Linked DNA regions of Homo sapiens: region 2 is linked to region 1. The links are chromatin contacts, found by Hi-C or POLR2A ChIA-PET in ENCODE. All regions are on one chromosome and are shown on one strand. Each heading gives the region's core, a stretch centred on a gene start or an enhancer-like site at or near the end of the contact. The rest is flanking DNA. Distances are from core to core; before and after follow the strand shown.

What was found. A loop is a pair of places that touch in the nucleus more often than their neighbours do. ChIA-PET counts read pairs that join two places held with the same protein, here RNA polymerase II (POLR2A). Pooled maps may share reads with other maps.
Region 2: a loop to region 1 is called in a pooled map, with 21 times the contacts of the local background. The contact joins the promoter of MROH8 here to the promoter of RALY in region 1. A Hi-C loop is called at or near these places in 9 of 50 pooled maps. POLR2A ChIA-PET finds 5 or more read pairs at or near these places in 2 of 52 experiments (B cell and GM10248).

The regions. Positions count from the first base shown.
Region 1 is chr20:33,989,246-33,995,160 of GRCh38, forward strand. RALY (RALY heterogeneous nuclear ribonucleoprotein) reads left to right here and starts at 4,666. Exons shown (of 10, transcript NM_016732.3): 1 at 4,666-4,886. RALY-AS1 (RALY antisense RNA 1) reads right to left here and starts at 5,122. Exons shown (of 2, transcript NR_109886.1): 1 at 4,960-5,122; 2 at 3,243-3,660. RefSeq lists enhancers at 3,567-3,646, 3,583-4,109 and silencers at 3,887-4,136, 4,307-4,416, 4,597-4,726, 4,787-4,836, 5,057-5,386.
Region 2 is chr20:37,178,298-37,184,202 of GRCh38, forward strand. MROH8 (maestro heat like repeat family member 8) reads right to left here and starts at 1,251. Exons shown (of 25, transcript NM_152503.8): 1 at 1,092-1,251; 2 at 926-1,090. The coding sequence starts at 1,183. RPN2 (ribophorin II) reads left to right here and starts at 1,033. Exons shown (of 17, transcript NM_002951.5): 1 at 1,033-1,072; 2 at 5,883-5,905. The coding sequence starts at 1,060. RefSeq lists enhancers at 591-1,150, 659-738, 1,089-1,138, 1,151-1,708 and a silencer at 1,259-1,308.

The DNA.
Region 1 (5,915 bases), core at 3,416-5,915:
GGAAATGGGATGGACCAGAGTTTGGGGTGGGTGTAGCAGAGCAAGCCTCAGGGAGAGGTAGACAGTCACAACCTGCCAACCCTTCCTTGCTCTTGTTTTCCATCCTTCCTTCCCTTCCTTCCTTCCTAACAAGGGAATTTGTTCCCTTTGTGCCCTTCCAGAGGGAATTTGTTCAGGAAAGAGAAAATATGGATTTATGTTCTCCAAGACACAATCCTCAGGGATGATTCTCTCTCCTTTGAGAAGTCAGAGCATTTGTTTTTTCATCATCTTTGCCATCAATAACAATCATTAGAAGAGCTTACTATTTCTTGAGCACCTTCTGTGTATCAGGGGACATTACATATATTATTTCTAGCCTTCACAGCAACCCTCAAGGTAAATGTAATTTATGCCCACTTTACAGAGGAGGAAATTGGGGCTTAGAGTGCTTGAGGAGCTTGTCCAGTAAGTGGATTGAACTGGGCCCGGTTCATTCGATTTCTGGCTCCAATGTCATCAATTACTTGCAATATATACTTGCAAGGGCCTGGCTCCTGGCTAAGACCTGCTAATGGATGCATCTGAAATAAGAAATGTCTTCTATTCAAGTTCCAGACGTCCACATCAACAAGCATCAAACACAGAGTTTAACCTGCATCGTACTGGCAGTCAAGATGCAAGGGCTGTAGTCCTGGTTCTGCAACTCTTTTGATGGGCAGCTTTCAGTGTATATGTGTGAACTCCCCTCTCCAGTAGAACTCCCCTCTCCAGTTGTCATTTCTCCATCTGTAAAATGGGCAAGTTTGACTAAATATCTCCAAGAGTCAGCTCAGTTCAATCCAATCTGACAGCACCCATGGGGCTTTCCTGTGTGACTGTGCCAGAAGGAAATAAAGATGGACAAGGCAGACCTCCATTCTCTAGGTGAGCTAAATGTGTGCTCTAATAGTTATACATAAAGAGCAACAAAGCTTGGAGAGCACGGCATCTCATTTAGACTTGGCCAGTGGCAATGTGTGTGGCACAGGAGATGAGGCAGGCTTCAGGGTGGAGGCGCCATTGGCAGTTGGGCTTGAAAAGGAAATAGAACATGTGGAGGTGGAGACAGGAGGAAGCTTTTCCCAGCCAACACCACATGGAGCAGAAGAACCACCTGGTCATTCTATAAAATTGTGAGAAGTAACAAATCATTGTTGTTTTAAGTCACTACATTTTCGGGATGATTTCTTACGTAGTAATAGATGACAGACCCCAAAGGTGGGTGTGTGATTATAGGCTTTATCCTATAAAGGTCAGAGATTGCTCATTTTTAGACCACAGCCTACAGTAATTGGCCTGCAGACATAATTCATTTGGCTTGCACAGGGTTTTTAAAAATAGTTGAGCCAACATTTAGAAATTGGGAGATTTTATATGAAAATCCAGATTTGGGGGCTCTCTTGAAGAATCCTACATCTCAGCACCTGCATTCTAGGAACAGTATGCAACACACATCCTCCAGTTCATGACAGTGCTCTCCACTCCCTATTGTCTCATGCCTAACCTTCTTTCTAGCCCCTGTAGACACCTGAGGGTTTGCTGTTGTTGTTATTTGTTTTGAGAAGGGTCTCACTCTGTTGCCTAGGCTGGATGCAGTGGTGTGAGCATGTCTCACTGTAGCCTTGGCCTCCTGGGCTCAAGTGATCCTCTGGCCTCAGCCTCCCAAGTAGCTGGAAGTACAGGCACATGCTACCATGCCAGCTAATTAAAATTTTTTTTTTTGTAGAGACAGGGTCTCACTATGTTGCCCAAGCTGGTCTCAAACTCCTGGGTTCAAGCAATCCTCCTGCCTCAGCCTCCCAGAATTCTGGGATTAAAGGAATGAGCCACTGTGCCCGGCATGACATTTGAGTTTTTGATCCATGCTGATGACATGGCAATGGGAGGCTATTGAAGGTTGTTTTTTGTTTTTCTGTTTTTGAGGCGGAGTCTCTCTCTGTGTCTCAGGCTGGAGTGCAGTGGCATGATCTCGGCTCACTGCAACCTCCACCTCCCAGGTTCAAGCGATTACCCCACCTCAGCCTCCTGAGTAGCTGGGATTACAGGTGCCTGCCACCACGCCCGGTTAATTTTTATATTTTTAGTAGAGATGGGGTTTCACCATGTTGCCCAGGCCGGTCTTGAACTCCTGACCTCAAGTAATCCCCCCCACCTCGGTCTCCCAAAGTACTGGGATTACAGGCGTGAGTTACCGCGCCCAGCCCATTGAAGGGTTTTGAGCAGAGAAGGAATGATGAGAGTTGGGCAGTAAGTAATGTATTGGTTGGGGGTAACTCTGGGGCAGGTGTAGTGAAAATCTATTATTCAATCTGCCCCAGAGCATGAACTCCATCTTTTGGGAAATGCATCTTTCTCTGACCATATGGTTCCGATGGGGCTGCCATCTCCCTGTACGTCCCACTTCCTTATTCACAGTATTGGTTAGAGAATGGCACCTGGCTTAAGTTGGGCCAGTCACAGCACCTGGTTTTCCACCCATAGATGATTGGTCTAGGGACGGGGACTTACCTATGTTGGACCAATCAAAGTTTTTCCCTAAAATTTTGTCCTTCAGACCAGAAGCAGAAATCCTCAGTCTCTCTCCGGTGGAACGGGTGAGAGTTGTGAGTGGTGAGCGCTGCTGCAGCCAGGTGCCTAGCCTTGAGGAGAAAAGCTCGCATACAGAGAGAAGAGATAAAGGACTGGGAGGAGAGTCCTGGCAACATTCAAGCCTCTGCGCTCACCACTTCAGTGCATTTTCTGAGCCTGGTTCTCCAGCCTTCCCATCAGTTCTGGGAGCTCCCCATTCCTTCCTGATAAATTCCTTTGCTGCATCTGTTAGTCTGAGTTTATTTATGTTTCGTAATTTGCAACCGAGAACACTGGTGATAACCGGGGGCTTTGAGGCAATTCCAGGAGGGCTACTTCTCACCCCCGTCAGGGAGGAGCCAAGACAGGGTTTATCCTCAAATGCAGATCCCCTGAGGTCAGGAGTTAGAGCCCAGCTTGGCCAACATGATGAAACCCCGTATCCACTGAAAATACAAAAATTAGCCGGGCATGGTGGTACACGCCTGTAATCCCAGCTACTTGGGAGGCTGAGGTACAAGAATCGCTTTGAACCCAGGAGGCAGAGGTTGCAGAGAGCCGAGATCGTGCCACTGCACTCCAGCCTAGGCGACAGAGCTAGACTCCGCCTCAAAAAACACACAAACAATGAACAGACAAATAAATGACAGAACAAGAAGACAAACTAGAGAACATCTTGAGACAAGGTGTTCAGGGAAGAGTTCTTTTGAGAAGGTGATATTAAAGCGAGTTTGGGGAAGAACGTCCCAGGCCTTGCGCTCAGGGTCGTCAACTCTTTGATTTCTCTTCCTTTTGAAGCAGGGCAGGGAGGTCATCAAACAACAGAAGGACAATTATAACTGCTGGTATGGCAAAGCCAGGACTCTGAATTCAAACTCTGCTCCATTCTCAGGAATCCCGTCTGTTAAGCAGGTTCTGGGGAAGCGATGTGAGTCATGAAATCACAGGTCGGAGGAGGCATCGAGAATATGGTCAGTTCTCAACTTTCAGGGAAATCCATAGCTGAGGAATGAAGGACAACGGGCTTCTCGTGCTCTCACTAGGAAGACTGGTTCACCGGAGGCTGGAACACTGAAAGTGAGAAATCCCGACAGGAGAAATGTGTAGGAGAGAGGACTAGCACCTGGATCAAGTTATAAAACATCTCCTGCATCTTTTTCGGAGATCACCCTTAGCGCGGCCTCTCCGCCCAGTCCCAGATTAGGCAGCGAAGAGCGACCCTCACCTTGTCTAGGTGGCACGTTCCTTAAAAGCGAAAGGACCAGGAGTTTCTTCCTGCCTCGTCTCTTCCGGATCCCTCCTGCACCGCCCACAGCCTGCAGATTTGAGCGCCATCTCCAGGCCCCGCCCACCTCAAGCACCACCCCTCAGTCCTTCCTTGGGGCACGCCTCCTTCCGGCACCCGCCCAGAGTAGCCACCCCCGGGGCCCCTCCTCCCCTCCCTGCTTCCGGGCCCGCCTCCTTCAGGCCCGCTTCCATCTTCCTCCCACTCTAAGCTTCTCTTCAGCCCCGCCTCCCTCCACCCGTGGCTCCGCCCTCTGGGCGATTCTCCATTTAGCCCCGCCCACAGCATCTCCTTTCAAGCGCTGTCCTGGTTCCCGGCTCTCCATCTCCTGCACGGCCTTCCCCACTGGTCCGGCGACCCTCTTCCCAGGGCCTCATCACCATCTTAGCTCCGCCCCTACTTCGGCTCCAAACCTGTGCAAGCTGCCCTCTTCCCGCCCCAGCCCCGCCTCCCCAAGCCGCGTCTCAGTCCCTCCTCCCTTTCAGGCCCCACCCTGGCCCCGCCTTCCTCCCGTCCCCGCCGAAGCTCTGGACCTTTCCAAAGCCAGGCTGAGAGGGTGGGGAGAGCCCATGCGCCTGGGAAGCCGGGCTGTTTCTGGGCGGGGCTGCAGACTCCTCGTGCTCGTGTCACCGTGTCCTTCCCAGGAGACAGAGAAGGAGGAGAGCCCGGAACCAGGGCCGGAGCGGCGGGCGGAGCCGAGCTGCGGGGAGCCGCTCCGGGTGCCCCCACCCCCGCGCGCCTCAGTGGTGCCGGCCGAGGGCAGGGCTCGCGGTTGCGGGGCTCGCGCCGCTGTCAGTGCGGCGGGGCGCGCGAGCGGCGCCAGCTCGGGGCAGCGGAACCCAGAGAAGCTGAGGGGGCGGTAGCGGCGGCGACGGCGACGACGACGACTCCCGCGCGTGTGCCCAGCCTCTTCCCGCCGCAGCCGCCCTTTTCCTCCCTCCCTTACGTCCCCGAGTGCGGCAGTACCGCCTCCTTCCCAGCCGCGCGGCTTCCTCCAGACCTCTCGGCGCGGGTGAGTGGGGACTGCGGGCGTCTCCTTAGGGGTGCGGGGAGGGTGTGTGCTTTGTGCCTTTCCGTTCACTCACTTCTTCCGGCAGGCCGCTGCCTATTTTTAGAAACTTATTTCTGCCCTTCGGGGAGTCCCGGGAGCCCGAGTAACTCTAGGCCCCCTCCGCCGCTCCTTTCTCCCACTCGGACCCGCCGCCCCGGGTCCCCGGCCCCAGCCCTCCGCGCCCGGTCCTGCTCCCGGCGTTCCCTGTCTGCTCTCTCCGCGGGCCAAGTCTGGGCCAGTAGTTGGCTGGGTGGGCCCGCGCCCGCTCGGAAGTTGGAGTCTTTTGTGCTCGTGCCCCGCCCCGCCCGGCGAGGGGCGGAGGGAGGGGAACGGAGGCTGCTCCGGGGAGGCCGCAGGCGGGCCCGGCCGCGGCTGCTTCCGGCTCTCCTAACCCGGACTGGGTCTACGGGCTCCCGGAGGCGCGCAGAGCTTGTCCTGCCTCGGCTCCCGCCTCTTCTGGGCTCTTTGCACGCCTTGGGCTCGGAGAGAAACAACAACGGGCCCTCGAACTGGGGCCGTATCCGCGTTTCACTCAGCCTCCTTGGCGGCCGAGTCTTAGTTTGCCTCTCGGTGACATGGGGGGAAAGAAGGAAACTCGCTTTGCGGGGTGTTCGTGGATTCAGGGAGGGAACTAATATGTGAAAGAAGTGTTTAACACCGACAGGGAACATTTAATGAGACTTCACCCAGGAACTTCCCAAGCCTTATTTCATTTAATGTTCACAACGGCCTTCTGGTTTATCCTCATTTACAAAAGCAGAAATTAAGGCGCAGAGGGGTCAAGTAATTTTCTCCAAGTCACAGTAGCCACAGAAGTGCAAAGGAGTGGTGCCAGTACCTATTATTTATTAATATTTCCTGGTGTGAGCATGTATCATCTCTTAGTGCAGAGGGTATTTTTACCTAGCCTTGGGTCACACCATTTAATTAGGGGCATAACTCTGGGTTTTCCCTGACTTCTGGGCCGTTGTCCACTATACTGTGGATGAA
Region 2 (5,905 bases), core at 1-2,500, 3.2 Mb after region 1:
AGATCCCGTATCAATAAAAAAGGAAAGAAAAGAAATAATGCTTGTAGAGCGTTCGGCACAGTGTCGGGTTATACTGTAAACATTCAGTAGTTGGCGCTAGTTATTAGAGCGGTGTTCCTGGATGAGCCACCTCCATGTTGAGCCTGTAAAACTGGCCTAATATGTTCTCTATGAGTCACTGCATTGCTCTGCAAATCAGATAAAACGTCACTCGTAGGTCAGTTATTAACAACCCCACTGATAATCTTTGGAAAAAACTGACATAATTTTCTTTTTCTTTTTTTTTTGGTGAGACGGAGATTTACTCGTTGCCCAGGCTGGAGTGCAATGGCGCGATCTTGGCTCACCGCATCCTCCGCCTCCCAGGTCCAAGCGATTCTCCTGCCTCAGGCTCCCGAGTAGCTGGGATTACAGGCATGTGTGACCACGCCCGGCTAATTTTGTATTTTTAGTAGAGACGGGGTTTCACCGTGTTGCCCAGGCTGATCTCGAACTCCTCACCTCAGGTAATCCGCCCGCCTCGGCCTCCCAAAGTTCTGGGATTACAGGCGTGAGCCACTGCGCCCGGCCAGAAACTGCCACAATTTTCTAAAGAGGAAAAAAAAATCCCTTCTAAGCTATCCCCTCCCGACGAGACCCTTCCTGTTCCTTTAAAATGGGCCGGGCAGCAGAAAGACGAGTGAGTGACAGCAGACAGGCCAATCAGAAGCGGCCCCGTCTCGGGCCCACCCCGAGGCCTGGCCCAACCGCGTCCCGGTAGCTCCCGGAATAGGAGCGTTGCGAGACGGTCGGTTCCAAGTGGGCCTGGGCGCGGGGGAGAGGCGGGTCTGTCCTCGGGAACTGCAAGGCCCTGTGAGCGGGAGGACTGGGATCCCGGCCGCGGCTGCTGGAAGCGTCGAAGCTCAGCGGGGCCGCGGACACTGACCTGTGCTTAGAACTCATCCTGGCCCGCAGAGCCTGCCGCGAGTCCCTGGCGTCCCCTGTGGCGGGCTCTTGGAGCCACTTTCCCGAGCGGAAGTCAGCCCGCGGCTCGGACTCCGGCGGGACCTGCTCGGAGGAATGGCGCCGCCGGGTGAGGAGTTGCGCGTGGCTTTGGGGAGAGGGCTGTCGCCCGCGGGAGGTTACTAGTCGCCGCTCGAGAGCCGGCCAGGCGGGATCCCCTTCCCCTGCGGGACAGGGGCATGGGCACAAGCTCTGGCTGGGGCGCTCTCGGATCGAGGGTCCGAAGGAGGGCTGCGAGCTGGTGGGAGTGCCCGCGACCTGGCGGGGTTGGTGCCTGGGGGAGGGGTGCAGCGCGGAGCTACGGGTCGCCCCGAGGCTCAGCCGTGGGGACCGCGGACGCGCTTAGCCTAGGTCTGGCCTCATTCATTTCACTCGCGCGGGCTTCTGGGCCAGGCGGCCTAAGGTTCTGGTCCCGGCGCTGCCCCTTACTCCGTGTGAGGTTTTGGGCAGATTGTCCTTCTTTGTGCTGTAGTTTCCCATTCAGTGAAAGGGGCAAAGAAAACCCTCACTTCTCTCTGGGAGCCTGGAGCATAAGTTCTCAAGTGACACTCTAGGTGCAAACTTGCAGTCGGCCACGTATTCATTGTGTAACCCAAAGCAGGTTACTTAACCCCTCTACACCTCAGTTTCTCATCTGTAAAATAAGTTAGTCAAATTAGTCACGTTATCTGCCTCGTTGAGTTGCTTTATTAAGTGAAATAATCTTCGTGCTTAGTTTAGAACAGTGCATGGCCCTAGGTAAGAACTAAGTTAACTGCATTGGAAGTTACTGAGTAGACGCTGTGCAGGGTGGAATTTCATGTAGCCTCATCGTAACTTTGGAAGCATGTACTCTTGTTACTACCATTTGACAGATGAGAAGTTGGAATCCCACGGAAGGGAACTTACTTGCCCAGGGTGACACATGAATGAGTCAGTGGCTCACCGTTTCATTATTTGAGAAGTTCAGGATAGTAAAGTGGTTAAAAGCAGACTTTGGATTCAAATTGCCTGAAGTTTGATTTTCAGTGATGTGTCCTAGGGCAGGTAACTACTTCTGAGCCTTACTTTCCTGGTCTGTGAAATGCAGAAAATAGCCACCTTGCTTAGATGTTGTGAGGATTTAATGATTTGGTGTGTGCAAAGCACAGCATAGCGTGGGCATACCTAACATATTAAGTGCTCAACTTTTAGTCAGAAAAGTTACTGCTCTCGTTAACATGGAGTGAGAAGATTAGGATTCTGACACAGGTGCTGTTTTAGGGGAATTTACGGTCTAGGTGGGAAAATGCTAGTCGCAGCCATTCACTAGATCTTCATATATTGGGTACCCGCCTGTGCACAAGGCATTGGGGATTCAGCATTAGTATCTTGACTCCGCTCTCTCTTAGGTCTTTCTGTCCATTAGCAGTTTCTGATAGGCTTTGACTTTGAATTCTAGCCAGACTAACTCTCATCACTTCTCATCATGTTCACTGCTGTTGCCCTGGTTTGGGCCACCATCATCTTCTGGCTTGGATTATGGCGGTAGTCTCCCAACTGGTGTCCCCTGCTCTGTCCTTGCACCTGCATGGTCTGTTCTCCACACAGTATTGTTTATTCTCAACACAGTAATACCATTAGAGTGTAAGTCAAATCACTCCTCTGCTTAGAACTTTCCAGTGGTCTCCAGCCGGGTGCGGTAGCTCACGCCTGTAATCCCAGCACTTTGGGAGGCTGAGGCGGGCGGATCACGAGGTCAAGAGATCAAGACCATCCTGGCCAACATGGTGAAACCCCGTCTCTACTAAAAAGACAAAAATTAGCTGGGCATGGTGGCACGTGCCTGTAGTCCTAGCTACTTGGGAGGCTGAGGCAGGAGAATCGCTTGAACCCGGGAGGCGGAGGCTGCAGTGAGCCGAGATCGCGCCACTGCACTCCAGCCTGGCAACAGAGCGAGACTCTGTCTAAAAAAAAAAAAAAGAACTTTCCAGTGGCTTCCACTACGGTGGTATACAAGGCCCTCTGGATTTGTCCTCTGCTACCTCTGTTACCTCATCTACTTCTTACCCTTTGCTTATTCCACTCAAGCTGTACTGTCCTTGCTGATCTCAAAAAACACTGTATGTGTACATACTCCTGATTCAGAATGTTTGCATTTGGTTTTTCTTTTCTTTTTTTTTTTTTTTTTTGAGACAGAGCCCCAGGCTGGAGTGCAGTGGCACGATCTCAGCTCACTGCCCACTCTGCTTCCCAGATCAAGTGATTCTCGTGCTTCAGCCTCCCTAGTAGCTGGGATTACAGGCCAAGTCACCATGTGCGGCTCATGTTTTGTATTTTTAGTAGACATGGGGTTTCACCATGTTGGCCAGGTTTGTCTTGAACTCCCGACCTCAGGTGATCCCCCTGCCTTGGCCTCCCAAAGTGCTGGGGTTAGAGGTGTGAGCCACTGCGCCTGGCCATATTGGGTTTTTCTTCTTAGCATAGTTTCCCACCAGATATCTTTATGACTTGCTTCTTCTTCAGATCTGTACTCAATATGTTTATTTCTTAGTCCTTCATAGACTACCGTATTTAAAATGCAGCCCTTCCCAAATATCTCTTCTGTACTTTATTTTTTTCCATAGCACTTACTTTGTAATGTGATAAATAATGTTATTTCATGTGATGTCTTTTGTCACTAGAATAGAAGCTCTTTGAGGGTGGGAGTTTTGTTTCTTTTGTTTCCTGCTGTATTTTTAACACCTAAAGTAGTGTGTGGCACATAGTAGCTCAGTATACATTTGATGAATACACCACGTGATAGATTTTTTCTTTTTTTAATTTAATTTTATTTATTTATTTTTATTTTTTTGAGATGGAGTCTCACTCTGTCACCCAGGCTGGAGTGCAGTGGTGCGATCTCGGCTCACTGCAACTTCCGCCTCCTGGGTTTAAGTGATTCTCCTGCCTCAGCCTCCCAAGTAGTTTGGATTACAGGCACCCACCATCACACCTGGCTAATTTTTGTCTTTTTAGTAGAGACAGGGTTTCACCATGTTGGCCAGGCTGGTCTTGAACTCCTGACTTCAAGTGATCCGCCCACCTCGGCCTCCCAAAGTGCTGGGATTACAGGCGTGAGCTACTGTGCCCAGCTGTCTTTTATTTTTTTGAGACAGGGTCTCTCTTTCTCACCCAGGGTGGAGTGCCATGGTGTGATCTCAGCTCACTGCAGTCTCAACCTCCTGGGCTCAAGTGATCCTCCTACCTCCGCCTCCCGAGTAGCTGGGACTACAGGCACACGCCACCATGCCTGGCTAATTTTTGTATTTTCTTTTTTGTAGAGAAAGGGTTTCGCCATGTCGCCTGGTCTAGTCTTGAACTCCTGGGCTCAAGCATCCGCCTGCCTCAGCCTCCCCAAGTGTTGGGATTACAGAAGTGAGCCAGTGCCGCTGGCCAATAGTGCCTTTTTTCAAGGATTCTAGTTCAAGCTTAATTTAACACTAAAGGCAAAGGATTTAGGGCCACTCATGTTAGCCTAGTGATTATTTGTTACTGCTGTTACTTGGGTGCCAGACAATGCACTTTATCAAGAAGCAGCCCATTCAAAAGTGTTTTTTGTTTTGTTTTTTTAAATAAATGAAGTAGAAATGTACCACTCCTGCAGCTTCCTGTCCCCTGGGGCATCATAGATGGGGATTAATTTTTCTTTTCATTTATTCAGCAAATATTTATTCAGTAACTATGTGCCAGGCAGTGTGCAAGACTTGGAAATACTGGGATGAACAAAAGAAGCAGTCTTTATCCTCATGGAACTTACAGTTTAGCAGAGAAATCAGACATTACGCTGTTAAAGTTGTAGAAAATCCCACAGAGAAGTACAGATTGCTATGAGTGGATATAAGCACAACAATAATAATAGTAGTAGAAGTAGTAGCTAACATTGATATAGCATTTGTTATGTGCCAGTCATTATTCTAAGATTTTTTTTTTTTTGAGACGGAGTTTTGCTCTTGTCACTCAGGTTGGCAACAATGGCGCATTCTCAGCTCTCTGCAACCTCTTGTCTCCCAGGTTCAAGCGATTCTCCTGCCTCAGCCTCCCAAGTAGCTGGGATTACAGGCACCTGCCACCACACCCAGCTAATTTTTTTGTATTTTTAGTAGAGGCGGGGTTTCACCATGTTGGCCAGGCTGGCCTCAAATTCCTGACCTCAGGTGATCCACCTGCCTCGGCCTCCCAAAGTGCTGGCCCGGCCAGATCTTTCTGTATTAACTCGTGTAATTGTACCTGAGGTAGATACTATTATCACTTTACACTTTAGGAAACTGAGGCACCAGCTGGTTGAATAACTGCCAAGGGCACATTGCTAATAAATGGCAGAGGTGTGATTTAAGCCTGGCCCCAGAGTCTGGGTTCTTCCTTACATTATTGTACTGGGGAACTAATCCTAGGGAGAGCTGCTTAAGGAAGAGGTGCTTGAGCTGAATTCTGAAAGTAAAAATTAAGCCAAGTTGAGGTAAAAACATGGAAAAATGCTGAGCAGGAAAGAACCTGGCTTCTTAGAGGACAGAGAAGAAGCCAGAGAGCAACAGATAGCGGGAAGCGCGAGGGAGGAGATCTGGTTGAGAGGCTGGCAAGGTGTGAGGATTCAGGATTGGGTTTGTCCTTAGAGGCAGAGGACTTACAGACATCTTTCAGATGGGAATAGTAGGATAAGGCCTGTGCTTTAGATGCTTGGAGGCTGCTGGGAGGACTGTCCTTCCACCAGTTGAAGAGCAGGCTCCCTGCCTTCCCAAGGCTTCTCCTCAGGTTAAACCCCTGGATTCCCTCGCCCTTCCCCATGTGATTTGGTTCCCAGATCTTGGTGTGCATCATCATTGGGACTGTGTATAGCACCTTGGAAGAGTGTAGAGTGTACTGAATGGTTGTTTCCCCCCAAGGTTCAAGCACTGTCTTCCTGTTG